2 separate regions of the Homo sapiens genome follow, and region 1 is linked to region 2. The links are chromatin loops, found by intact Hi-C in ENCODE. Cell type or tissue: OCI-LY7. All regions are shown on one strand. Each heading gives the region's core, and the rest is flanking DNA. Links, peaks and the distances in the headings are about the cores only.

The links. A loop is a pair of places that touch in the nucleus more often than their neighbours do. Peaks named below come from ENCODE experiments on the same cell type or tissue, not always from the same donor. Only the 100,000 strongest peaks of a DNase experiment are listed, where the experiment ranks them.
Region 1: it touches region 2 in a loop (5-fold over the local background); 2 of 110 quality-filtered maps call a loop at or near these places.

The regions. Positions count from the first base shown.
Region 1 is chr7:106,956,946-106,963,625 of GRCh38, forward strand. No RefSeq gene overlaps it. Among named protein-coding and RNA genes, the nearest start is that of PRKAR2B, 84 kb to the right of the region's middle. In OCI-LY7, for the core only: CTCF peaks have their summits at 3,015 and 3,217; DNase peaks (open chromatin) are centred at 2,996 and 5,986; H3K4me3 peaks cover 926 bases; H3K27ac peaks cover 1,020 bases.
Region 2 is chr7:107,087,497-107,094,176 of GRCh38, forward strand. The region is part of intron 2 of PRKAR2B (protein kinase cAMP-dependent type II regulatory subunit beta); the gene reads left to right. Among named protein-coding and RNA genes, the nearest start is that of PRKAR2B-AS1, 11 kb to the left of the region's middle. In OCI-LY7, for the core only: no CTCF peak of the experiment used is centred there; DNase peaks (open chromatin) are centred at 2,815, 3,205, 4,015, 5,675 and 3 weaker places; H3K4me3 peaks cover 5,000 bases; H3K27ac peaks cover 5,000 bases.

The DNA of each region.
Region 1 (6,680 bases), core at 1,006-6,005, 130 kb before region 2:
CTACTTGGGAGGCTAAGATTGGGGGATCACTGGGGCTCACAAGGTTGAGGCAGCAGTGAGCTGTGTGACAGCACTGCCCTCCAGCCTGGGCAACAGGCGAGACCCTGGGAAGAAAGAAAGAAAGAGAGAAAGACAAAGAGAGAGAGAGAGAGAGAAAGGGAGGAAGGGAGGGAGGGAGAAAGAGAGAAAGAAGAGAGAGAGAGAGAGGATGAGGAAGGGAAGGAATACTTACTGCCAGGACCCCACCCCAGGGGAATCAGAATCACTGAGAGAAGGGCCTAGGAATCTGCATATTTAAAGGTTCCCCAGGTGATTCTGCTACACAGGGATGACTTAGAACTACTGCTCCAAGGCTGGGGGTGGTGGCTCATGCCTGTAATCCCAGCACTTTGGGAGGCCGAGGTGGGCGGATCACGAGGTCATGAGTTCGAGACCAGCCTGACCAACATGGTGAAACCCCGTCTCTACTAAAAATACAAAAATTAGCCAGGCGTGGTGGCATGTGCCTGTAATCCCAGCTATTCAGGAGGCTGAGGCAGAAGAATCACTTGAACCTGGGAGGCAGAGGTTGCAGTGGGCCAAGAACACGCCACTGCACTCCAGCCTGGGTGACAGAGTGAGACTCCATCTAAAAAACAAAAGAACTACTGCTCCAGGTGCTCAAACAAGAAAGGCAGACCTGTGATGATAAGAGGGGTGGATCACAGTACAGAGGTACCCCCAAAATCAAACCAGTGTGCTGTTACTTCTTTTCTCCAGTCTTTCCCAAACCATTCCCTTTTTGCCTGAATTTCTGGATCTTTCCAGGGTTCTTCCTAAATGTCCTAAGAAAGGCGTTTTCCTTCTGGTGTTTTCAAGGCCTCACCTTTCTACCCTACCCCACTGCCCAGCCAGGATTCTCAGTGCCAAGAAGTCTCCCTCTGCAGCTCAGATTAGAGCTACAGAGCCTGCAAGTTGCCTGAGGCTATGTGAAAAACACTCCTCCTCTTCTGGAGCGTCACTCACTGATGGTGAGTAGTGGCAAGGAGAAGTGGTGACTGGCTAGGCCAGAGAAGTGAGGCAATAAGATGAGGAACTGGCTGTGCTGGGACACAAGCTAAGACTTAACACTTTTGGCTGGAGACCAAGGGGTCTCATCATGTCAGTTATAGTCACTTATCAGCTTTCCTTTCAGGCCTTTATCTAAAAACACTATCCAAGCTTCCCCCAGACACCCACTGCATATTGTTCACCTGCTCAGCAGGTGAAGCAAGTAGGCACCTTACACAGCATCCCAGCCACAGGCACCCCCAGGAACTCAATCAAAACTCCTGCCACCCCAGAAAGCCCTGCTCCCAGCCATATCACAGGAACAAGGAGACTAGAAACATTCTTCCAGAGTGGCTGGAGAGCAAGGTATTTCATGAACTAATGGAGTCCTCTATGAAGCATATACAGTGCAAAGGGGGAGGGTAGATGCTTTTATAAGCTGTTTCATTTGCCCTTACCACAACACGTAAGACAGCAATTAGTATGTCTCCTTTACAGCTAGACAACGGCCCAACGGGGATACATACCCAGGATCTAGAAGGCAATAAAAGTAAAAGCATTTGTATACAGGCATCAAGCTTAGGGGATGGAGGTATAGACTGCTAATGGATGGCAAATCTGTGTGGAAAGTAGGGTGAAGCCTCATCACAGAGGTCTTACAGGAATCCACTAATCCCTGCTGCTAACTAAATCCAGAGAGACCACCCAGTGTGGTGGCTCACATCTGTAATCCCAGCACTTTGGGAGGCCAAGGTGGGAGGATCACTTGAGCCCAGGAGTTTAAGACCAGCCTGGGCAACATAGCGAGAGCTTGTCTGTACAAAAAATAAATAAAATTAGCCAGGCATGGTGGTGTGTGCCTGGAGTCTCAACTACTTGGGAGGCTGGGGCAGGAGGATTGCTTGGGCCTGGGAGGTCGAGGTTGCAATGAGCCATGATCATACCACTGCACTCCATCCTGGGTGACAGAGAGAGACTCTGTCTCAAAAAATAAAAATAAAATAAAATAAGATAAATCCAAGGGGAATGTTATTCAGCCATAACAAAGGAAGGAAGTACTAATACATGCTACAATGTGAATGAACCTTGAAAACATTATGCAAAATGAAAGAAACCAGTCACAAAAGGACACATATTCTATCATTCCATTTATATGAAATGCCCAGAATAGGCAAATTCACAAAAAGTAGATTCATAATTGCTGGGGCTGGGGGCAGGAGCAAATGTGGAGTGATTGCCAATGTATATGAGTTTTTTTAGGGGGTAAATGAAAATGTTCTGGAATTAGATATTAGTGATGGTTGTACAACCTTATGAATATAAGAACCACTGAATTGTACACTTTAAAATGTTGAATTTTATGGTATGTGAATTATATCTTCAAATATATATATTTGTATATATATGTCCAAAGGTAGGGGTTTCAAAATCCAAAAGCTGCCCAGGGTTCCCCGAGGCTTCTAGGAGAGCCTGAGAATAACAGAATAACTTTTCCAAGGTCTCTCAGTTAAAAAGTGGCAAAGGTGAAATGTAAACCAAAATTTGTCTGACCTTGAATATTCTGGTTTTCTACCATCTAAATGCCAAGTTCTCAGCCCCATAACTCATCAGCTTACACAGCACTCCAGCCACAGGCACTCCCAGGAATTCAATCAAAACTCCTGCCACCCCGGAAAGCCCTGGGTTGTTAGCTCAGGTTGGTTGCTTCCCTCCTAACCTCTCATTGAGGTCCTCTGCCTTGAGGAGTTGGGGTTGGGATTGAACAAGATAGGACTAGAAGAGGATACTGGAAATTTGGGTCCATGAAGCCTTTTAGGAGGTTGAGGAAGCCAGAGTGGTGCTACAGAGAAGGGTTTCAGAAATCTTGGAGGCAGAGAGAGAAGCAGGTCAGCATCTTTGTATGACTCCAGTACCTGGCAGTGTCCCACCCACAGCCTCCTGAGTCTCAGCTCATAAACCTGCAACACCAGCTCCAGCCTCTAGAGTGGCAGCTGCTGTGAGCACCAGTGCGGTGTGCCTTAGGAGCTGCAGCCCCACTTCATCTCAGAGACCCTCAGGACTGGCTCACGGTGCCTCACATCCCTGGTTAGTCACCCCAGAGGTCCAGGTCCCCCAGACACTCATTACCAGAGTCTCATGTCCTACTTTCCAGCCTTTGTACTGGCTGTTCAGTCTGCTTGGACCCCTTTCCCCAGTTACCTGTAAGGCTAAACCCCTCACCTTTAATCTCACTGCTATTATTTGAACGTCCCCTCCAAAACTCACGTTGAAATTTAGTTGCCATTGTGACGGTATTAAGAGGTAAAACTATTAAAAGGTTATTAAGCCATGAGGGCTCCATCCTCATGAGTGGATTAATGGCATTATCATAAGAGTGGGTTCATCATCTCAAGACTGTGCTGTTATAAAGCCAAGTTTAGCACTCCCTGTCTCTCACTGTCACCCTCACTTACCCTTCTGCCTTCCACCATGGGACAACACGGCACAAATATCCTTACCAGATGCCAAGACCATGCTCTTAAACTTCCCAGCTTCCTGAACTGTGAGCCAAATAAATTTTTGTTCATTATATATCATCCAGTCTGTGGTATTCTGCAATAGCAACATAAGATGGACTAAGACACTCCCTTCTGACATGGCCTATGCTGACCACTCTATTTTAAATTACATACACACAAACATATGCACACGTGTGTGCAGATACCTTTACCCCTGGCACTCCCGATTCCTCCTTACCTTAATTTACCTTGTCTTATTTTTTTTGATAGCACTTAACACCTTCCAATATTGGACATAATTTTCTTGCATGTTACTTTTGTTAGTTGTTTTCTATTTCCTCCAGCTAGAACACAAGCTCCAGAGTGGAAATCTTTGTTTTGTTTGCTAATGTAGTCCAAGCACCCAGAATAGTACATGACCTATTATAATACTCCATAAACTTGTGGAGTGAAAGAATGAATTAATGAATTAGCATTGTGTTCTGTATACACCTGATCTGCCAGGAACTCAAGGACCCACCCCATATACATATTTCCCTGAGTCCTCTGGGGTGTATGCTCTGAGCCCAGCACCAGCATCATAATCTCAGCCTTTTTCAAAGGATTTTACCTCCTCATCTCAACCCAAGCCTGGCTCATTGTTAAAAACATCACCTTGCCCACAATCACCTCGCAAAGAGGCAGTCTTTTCTCAGCTTAGGGTCCCACCCATAGCAGCCCCTTCCCTGACCACCCTATCTATTGTAGCACCCCAACTCTCTGATCCACTGTTCTCTTCTTTCAGCCCCTTCCTTCTTTCTTTTTATTAAAACACTTATTACAACATAAAATTGTTTCTTTGTCCATTTTCTTGTTTATGATCATTCTCTCTCTAGAATATGAGTGTCTTGAGGGCAGGACCATGTTTATCTGCTTCACTGTGTGTCATTAGCACTTAGCACACAGGATAGGTACTCAATGGACATATGAAGAAGGGATGAAGAGATTAAGAGGTGAGGGGTTGGAGGCATCAAGGAGAGCTGGATTTTTCCTTGTTTATTCCAAACCCTTCTGCTTTATTCAACTGCACAGGAAGAAATGATTCCATTGAGACAAAGAGTCCCCTGATTTCTTTTTAGACGGTAAAAAGAGCTTGACAATAAATGGCTAAATGGTAGATCTGGTTGTTTTTTTTTTTTTTTTTTGAGATGGAGTCTCGCTCTGTTGCCCATGATGGAGTGCAGTGGTGCCATCTCGGCTCACTACAACCTCCACCTCCCAGGTTCAAGTGATTCTCCAGCCTCAGCCTTCTGAGTAGCTGGGATTACAGGCACGCACCACCATGCCCAGCTAATTGTGTGTGTGTGTGTGTGTGTGTGTGTGTGTGTGTTTAGTAGAGATGGGTTCTTACCATGTTGGCCAGGCTGGTCTGGAACTCCTGGCCTCAAGTGATCCACCCGCCTCAGCCTCCCAAAGTGCTGGGATTACAGGCCTGAGTCACTGTACCTGGCCCTAAATGGCAGTTCTTAATATTGAAGAGGCAAGCCATAAGATCTGATAAAGAGATCTGATCATGGAACCTGGGTGTGTAGGAAAGGGGATCTTGGTCGACAGGAAACAGAAATGGCTAGCACCAAATTCAACTCTATTGGCATGCTTGCTCCCACTTGCTTGTTTAAGGGATTCACAGGGGCTGATTTGAGCATCCATCCCATGAATACAAGATGGCAACCAGAGAGCTAACTCTTCTAGTCCAAATAAGTGATAGCATTGTCTCCCTGATCTTCAAATAAATCTAGGAGTATCCCCTGAGCTATCACTCCATCGAATAGCACATCCAGAAGAGCAAGTGTGTACTGGGCCCTGGCTAAATGCTGGCCCTCCACTAAAGGCACCTTGTATAATTCTCCCCAGCTCTCATTATTCCCATTTTACAGATAAGGAGCCTGTTGAGAATGCAGTACCACATGGATTAGTACTCAGGCAGCCTGGTTCCCAAACTTGCAGGTTTCACCATTACATTTTACTGCTTCTTTTCTCTGTCATTTTCAAGGTAGAGCAACTCCATGTTGTAGTTCATTTGACATAGATAATAACTCAGCACCTCTGCACTCACCCCTAAACTGTGACTTGTATACAAAGCTGGCCCTGTAGTTATTGATGCAAGGGACGTTCTAGTTCACAACAATGAGTAGAGGTTAAAAAATAAAATAAAATAAAAATAAAAGCGGTTGCCAACAATTGCCTACATATTGCAATGGAAACCAGTCATTTTGTTCTCATTTTGTGAAAATGGGAAAAGCTACCAAGTTACCAGCAATATAAGTAGTCATGGTCAACAGGTACTTGCTGTGATTTGGAGCTCTTCCTGAGTCACCTGCTGTAAAGAAAGTGAAGTAATTGAGGATGCTTTCCTATAGAAAGGAGTTTTTACATTGCAAATATCTATCAGGGCATCACTTCTCTTTTCCAAAAATAGGACTTTTATTCCAATCTACTTTGTTCTCCTTCAAAGAGAAACTGCATTTGAATAAAAGCTCAAGTACCACCTGCAGCACTTTGGCACACGCACGCTGAAGTTATTTCTGAAATGGGGGACTGTGGGGTTGGGGCAGGAGCAAAGTGTACTTAGGATGCTCTGAATTTAAACTTAAGCCACCAAGTGTGATTCCTGTGTACCTTAAATGCCAACTCTGTGGGAAGGTTTCCTAGATGTACCATAGTCTTTTCCAAGGCCATCCCCAGAGGCAAGTGCCTGCAGTAGTCTGTATCTAACAAACACAGTATGTTTAAAAGAGGCATCAGCACAACCTAGACACTAAAAGAGTGGGGAGAGACTTTATCTTAGAACATCTAAAGCCTAGGAGGCTGAAAAATTGAAAGATGAAGGAAGAGAGATTACTACAGGAGGTCTTCTTCAAGGTGTGGGGCTCATAGCTTTTTTAAGCATCAGCAAGAAAAGGAATCAAAGAGATGCCTTCTTCTCCCTCCTACAGCTTTGAAGCTCCAGCCTTCCTAAAGCTGAAGCCCACACTGACCTTTATGAGAAAGGTAGAGCATGGTTTAGTACTTGATCTTTGTTTTGCCCTTGGAAGTAACAGCCCCACCTGCCTGTTTTCTGAAGCTGGCCTTGTCCTGCCATGGGAGTAGTTCCTTGTCTTTTCTATAGATGAG
Region 2 (6,680 bases), core at 1,159-6,158:
ATTAAATCATTTTATTATTTAAGTGCAGCTCTATATGACGGGCACTGTTACTGTTCTAATGTTACCAGTAAGGAAACTGATCCAGAGAGGTTAAGTCCTTTCCCAAGCTTACACAGTGACTGATGGGCAGAGACTGGATTCAAATTCAGGCATTCTCTCTGTAATCCCAGTACTTTGGGAGGCTGAGGCAGGCGGATTGCATGAGCTCAGGAGTTCGAGAGCAGCCTGGGCAACCTGGTGAAACCCTGTCTCTTTTCCTTACTTTCTATTTCTATTGCCACCACTCCAGTTATCACACACTTAGATTACTTATCTCTCTTGAATTAGTCTTCCTCTTCTTTTCTCACTCACCTAGTACATCTCTGCCCTAACATCCCACATATGATAAAGTTTATACATTTTAATTTAATTTATATATTTTAACTCAGGGTCCTCAGGAACCTACAGTCTCAGTTACTCTGTTAACCCCATTTTCTATTACACCAGCCACAAATGCTCTCATATAACCAAGCTGTGGCTGCCTACTGTATACTAAACATTCATTGATTTACAGTATGTCGTGTAATTCTCTCATCAGCTTTTAGATACTATTATTATTTCCGTTTTAAAGAAACGAAAACTGAGGCACAGAGAAATTAACTGGTAGAAGGAACCCACAGCTTATCAGGAGAGCAGTCAGAGTTTGAATCCAGTGAGCCACTCGTTGGAGGTGGGTTCTTCAGCATGGTCTTTCATAGGGGCGGAAACCTCGTTCAGGTATCCTATGCAGTTATCTTGAATCAGAATCTGTGGGGTGATTTATTTATCTAGTGAGTGATGCCTAGCACCTATTTACATGGTCAGAGAATGCCTCTCTCAGGAGCTGACATTTCAGCCAAGGCCTGGGAAGTACAGGGTGGAGGGTGAGGGGAAAGGAGAGCATTCCAGGGAAAGGAGATGTTGTGTGTAAAGGTCTGGAGCTTATTCCCTCATTTGTCAGCAGTGTGAATGTTTATCTTTTTGACATCATTCTTACGTCTTTTGGCAGCTTAAGCCAAATATATCAATCTATTTTTTGAGATTTACTCCTCATGTGATTCTCATACAGTTGGCTTTTATTTTATTTTATATTTTATTTTATTTCGAGACACTCTTGCTCTGTTTCCCAGGCTGGAGTGCAGTGGTGTGATCTTGGCTTATTGCAGTCTCCTCTTCTCGGGTTCAGATGATCCTCCTGCCTCAGCCTCTTGAGGAGTTGGGGCTACAGGCGTGTGTTACCACGCCCGGCTAATTTTTGTAGTTTTAGTAGACCCGTGGTTTTGCCATGTTGGCCAGGCTGGTCTTGAACTCCTGGCCTCAAGTGATCCACCTGAGTTGGCCTCCCAAAGTGCTGGGATTACAGGCATGAGCCACTGCACCCAGCCGGAGGTAGGTTTTAATAATCATATTTTGGGAGGCCGAGGTGGGTGGATCACCTAAGGTCAGGAGTGCGAGACTAGCCTGGGCAACATGGTAAAACCCCGTCTCTACTAAAAATAGAAAAATTACCTGGGCACGGTGGCCTGTGCCTGTAATCTCTGCTACTCGGTAGGCTGAGGCAGGAGAATTGCTTGAACCTGGGAGGTGGAGGTTTCAGTGAGCCAAGATTTGCCACTGCACTCCAGCCTGGGAAACAGAGCGAGACTCCATCTCAAAAACAAACAAACAAAAAAATAGTCACATTTTACACATGAGAAAAATTGAGATTCATAATACTTAGCAATGTGTAAAGGTCATATAATAAGTGGCAGGAAAAAAATGGCAGAGATGGGATTATGCTTCAGGCTCTCTGAATTCTGCGCTCTTTCCTCATACTGTTGATCAGTCATTCTACATGTAACCATGGATAATAATTTATACTCCTCCCATAACAGATGGATTTATCTTCCTAACCAGGTTCTACATTAGTAGAGTTTAGGGACCCTGTTTAGTACTTGTCTCCCTCATAAACACCAACTACTGCGTTATATATAAATGGTCAGTAAATAAAAGTTGTTTCCATGTATCAGTTTTGCTAAAGCCAGAGGCATTTCAGACCATTTTTCCTATGGTAAAATAAAATTTTGATAGTTAAAAAGTTATTTGCAGGGTACATGCATCATTTTTCTAAAAACAATAAAGCTATTTATAAAGAAATACCAGGCAGTGGTTCTGAAATACATGGAACATAAAAACTAAATTAAAGATCTAAGGCCAACCTTACTTGTTTTGCAGATTTATTCATTTGCTCAGCACAATTGGTTGGAAGAGAATAACTTCAGTTTTGCAGACTATCATTTACATTCTCTACTAGCACAGATAAGCAGATAAAACAGTCATGGACACTCCTTTCAGAACCACACATGATCCCTGAGTTATGTATCACCCATTTTGTGGTTGTAATTCTATTGACTAGTCACTAGCATTTGAATCTGTCATCTTGCAAATACAACTTTCTTATCAATGACTGCCCTATGGTTTTATTCTTAGTTACTTTTGGTAACTGGTTGGATTGTCTTGTTTTCCTTGTCATGATCTTTTTAAACACGTATTCTTAACATCTGAATTCTCTTTGGTTGCAAGTGACTGCAATGTGCAAACACCTTTAATTCAATCAAGTGAAAAGGGGGTTTATTGAGATGGCAGGGGTGTGGTTCACAGAATCACCAAGTCACAGCAAGGGTAGGGGTGCAGTTGGATTTCAGAAGCAACTGGAACCTGGTTTTGAGCCCTGTTAGGAATCTCTCCATCTCTTGCCTCTGATTCTCTCTTGCGGCCAGCTACTTGCTCCATATGGTGAGGAGCATCGCCACTGCAGTTCCACATTTTACAGCTGCAGCAAGAAAGAGGTGGACCTGACATCCCCTCTCATTCAAGGCTTCCCCAAAATCCCAGGAAAGCATTCTAATTAGCCCAGCTATCCTGGATTGACCTGGAAATTGTCTCATTTGCCCCTATGGGGTCTGCTATGGCACAGGGCTCAGAAACCCTGACCTCACCTGGAGCTAATTTTGACTGACCCATGTCAGCTTATGAGAACTGTATCTGCCAGCTGATTTTTAGTTTAGACTGGCTGCCCTGAAGAAGCCCTCTGTCTTTCTTTGCCAAAGGCAGTGTCTCTGTTGGCTCGCTGAGCTTCCTTTCCAGCCTAAGGGGACATCTGCAGTTTACTCAGCATGTTTGCAAATCTGAGAAAACTGACAATCCCTGAGCTTCTTCTGTGAGGGAAGCTCAAGTCACCTGTTTCACCACCTGCTGTGCAACTGCAGGTGACCCGTTTGGATGTGTCTTTTTCTGTTGAGAAACATTACTGTTTATAACAGAATAATACTTAACATAGAATGACAGGAAATAACAATACTAGACAAATGTTTCTCTTTAAAAGAATGGGACCGTTATCTTGCATATCAGTTCTTCTAGCTACTAAAGGAAAAGGTCCCAAAAAAGAAATAATACTTTACATTTACACCACAAGTTTTTCAAAGAGATAAAGTGGGAGGCTAAAGGTCACTGTCATCTTTCATCTTATGAACTGTTTTTTGATGTTATTTTCTTCAGAACATTAAGAGCAGCCAACCACCTGGTTCCCTCATTATGCAAAATTATTGCATTTTAAGATCAGATTGGATGTTATTTCCAGAACTGTAAGCATTTCTAATTTGTAAGAGCACTGGTTTTTTTTGGTGCAAAAAGGATCGTTTTTGGAATGATTATACTGTAATAACTGTAGAAGAGATAGTTTTATATGTGGTTGGTTGTGCTGTCACTTTAGTTAAATTCAAAGGCATTTATAATTATTCACCATTTGCAAGACATTCATATGTGCATTCTATGAGACTGCTAAAGGTAAGTAAGGTATAGCTTGTGCTTGAGTCCTAGAGGAGCTAAATGGGTATGATGACTCTCCTCCCAGAGGAGGGTGCATCATGACAAATGTCACCTACCCTGATTCTACTAAACCTATGCCACAGAGAGCACAAGCACAAAGGAGCTGCGTGCACATTCCACTCAGTGAGTCTGTGCCCTGCAGTAGGTGGACAGTGAGAGCCTGTGAATGTGAATCTGCCATTCCTGCAGGCTCACTTGGTTCCTGCATGCCTCCCAGAGCATGAACATTTCTAGGGCTTAAAGGTATCCATTTTGCATATAACATGGCGTCTAAATACAAGTCAGCAGTAACTTCTAGTGCTTACAAGGAAAAGGCAATCAGTTTTAATGGTGGAAATGCCACTATTTTGGACTTCTTGTAGGGCTATGTGACAGTCTCCAGCAGTGGCTTCCTATGGGATTTTCAAGAATAACCTGGACGATAGAAGATTTTTGCCTCATATGTTGTTTAGAATTTATCACCCATGTAAGATGCGAATCTACTGAAACAGAAACATAAATAAGGTGCGTTCTGTGTTTCTATGTAGAAGAGAGTATTTAATCCTAACTCATGTATTTATTTTGGGGAAAAGTGTCAGGGAGGATGTGGCATTTGAGCAGAGATTTGAGGGAAGAGAAGGATTTTTATAGGTGGGAATGGGTAGTGGAAGGAATAAATTTCCAATTCAGCAAACCATGTAAGTTAATATGATGTTCAGGGAATAGTGAATAGTCTAATAAGGTTTGGAATATGTGGGCTTTATTATAGGAAGAAGAGGCCCTAAATATAGGTTTGGATCAGATTGTGGGGGAGGGTAGCCTTGAAAGCCACTGTCACTGTAAGAGTTTGGATTTTATTCTGTATGTGATGGGGAACCATTAAGTTGTGTGTGTGTGTGTGTGTGTGTGCGTGTGTCTGTGTGTGTGTGTGTGTCACAGAATGAAATTAGCAGATGTATCATTACCAGAAATGGTCAGGATAGAATCCTGAAGTTTCAAAATAGGTCTTTATAGTCCTACCTATTCCTTTCATGGTGGTCATTATCCAGGAAGCAGCTGAAAGGAGATGATGTCTTTCAGGGGATAGCGGTGTTTAAGGATTAAACACTCTTATTGAAGTGTGTGTGGACTAAGAGGAAATGAGGGACATAGACTATCAGCCCATTGTGCTGCTATTGCCTGTATATTATATATGTTATAAACCTACTAACAATTCAGTGTTATAGTTGTTGCTTTATGAAATGTGATGTCTTAAGGAAATTAAGAGAAGAGCAAAAATTTATGTTTACTCTTTTCTGTTTACTCACATACTTATTTAAAATTTAAAAAATTTATCTATGTATTTTTATTACAATTTTAAACATAACATAAAATTCACGATTTTTACCATTCTTAGGTGTATGGTTCTGTGGTATTAAGTACATTCACATTGCTGTGCACCCATTATCACCATCCATCCACAGAACTGTTTAATCTTCACAAACTGAAACTCCGTACCTGTTAAATACTTAACTCCTCATTCCCTTCTGTTCCCAGCCCTGGCAGCCAACATTCTTTCTGTCTCTTTGAATTTCAGTACTCTAGGTACCTCATAGATGAGGACTCATGCAATATTTATCCTTTGGTGACTGGCTTCTTTCACTTCGTGTAATGTTTTCAAGGTTCATTCATGTTGTAGCGTGGGTCAGAATTTCCTTCCTTTTTAAGATGATATAATTTTCTATTATATGTAAATATCACATTTGTTTATTCATTCATCTGTTGATGGACACTTGGGTTGCTTCTACCTTTGGCTATTGTGAATAATGCTGATGTGAATATGGACGTACAGATATCTGTTTGTGTCTCTGCTTTCAGTTCTTTTAGGTATGTACCCAGAAGTGGACTTGTTGAATCATGTGGTGATTCTGTTTATTTTTTTGAGGAACTGCTGTGCTGTTTTCCATGGTGCTGCACCATTTTACATTCCCACTAACAGTTCACAAGGGTTCCAGTTTCTCCAGATCTTTACCAATACCTGTTATTTTGGTTTTTTGATAATAGCCAACCTAATGGGTATGAAGTATCTTACTGTGATTTTTACTTGTCTTTTTCTAATGACTTTGTGATATTGGAGAAATGTCTACTTAAGTCCAGTGCCCACTTTTTTTTCTTTTTTTTTTTTATTATACTTTAAGTTCTAGGGTACATGTGTACAACGTGCAGATTTGTTACATATGTATACATGTGCCATGTTGGTGTGCTGCACCCGTTAACTCATCATTTACATTAGGTATATCTCCTAATGCTATCTCTCGCCCCTCCCCCCACCCCATGACAGGCCCCGGTGTGTGATGTTTTGCACTCTGTGTCCAAGTGTTCTCATTGTTCAATTCCCACCTATGAGTGAGAACATGCGGTGTTTGGTTTTCTGTCCTTGCGATAGTTTGCTCAGAATGATGGATTCCAGCTTCATCCATGTCCCTACAAAGGGCATGAACTCATCCTTTTTTATGGCTGCATAGTATTCCATGGTATATATGTGCCACATTTCCTTAATCCAGTCTATTACTGATGGACATTTGGGTTGGTTCCAAGTCTTTGCTATTGTGAATAGTGCCGCAATAAACATACGTGTGCATGTGTCTTTATAGCAGCATGATTTATAATCCTTTGGGTATATACCCAGTAATGGGATGGCTGGGTCAAATGGTATTTCTGGTTCTAGATCCTTGAGGAATCGCCACACTGTCTTCCACAACAGTTGAACTAGTTTACAGTCCCACCAACAGTGTAAAAGTGTTCCTATTTCTTCACATCCTCTCCAGCACCTGTTG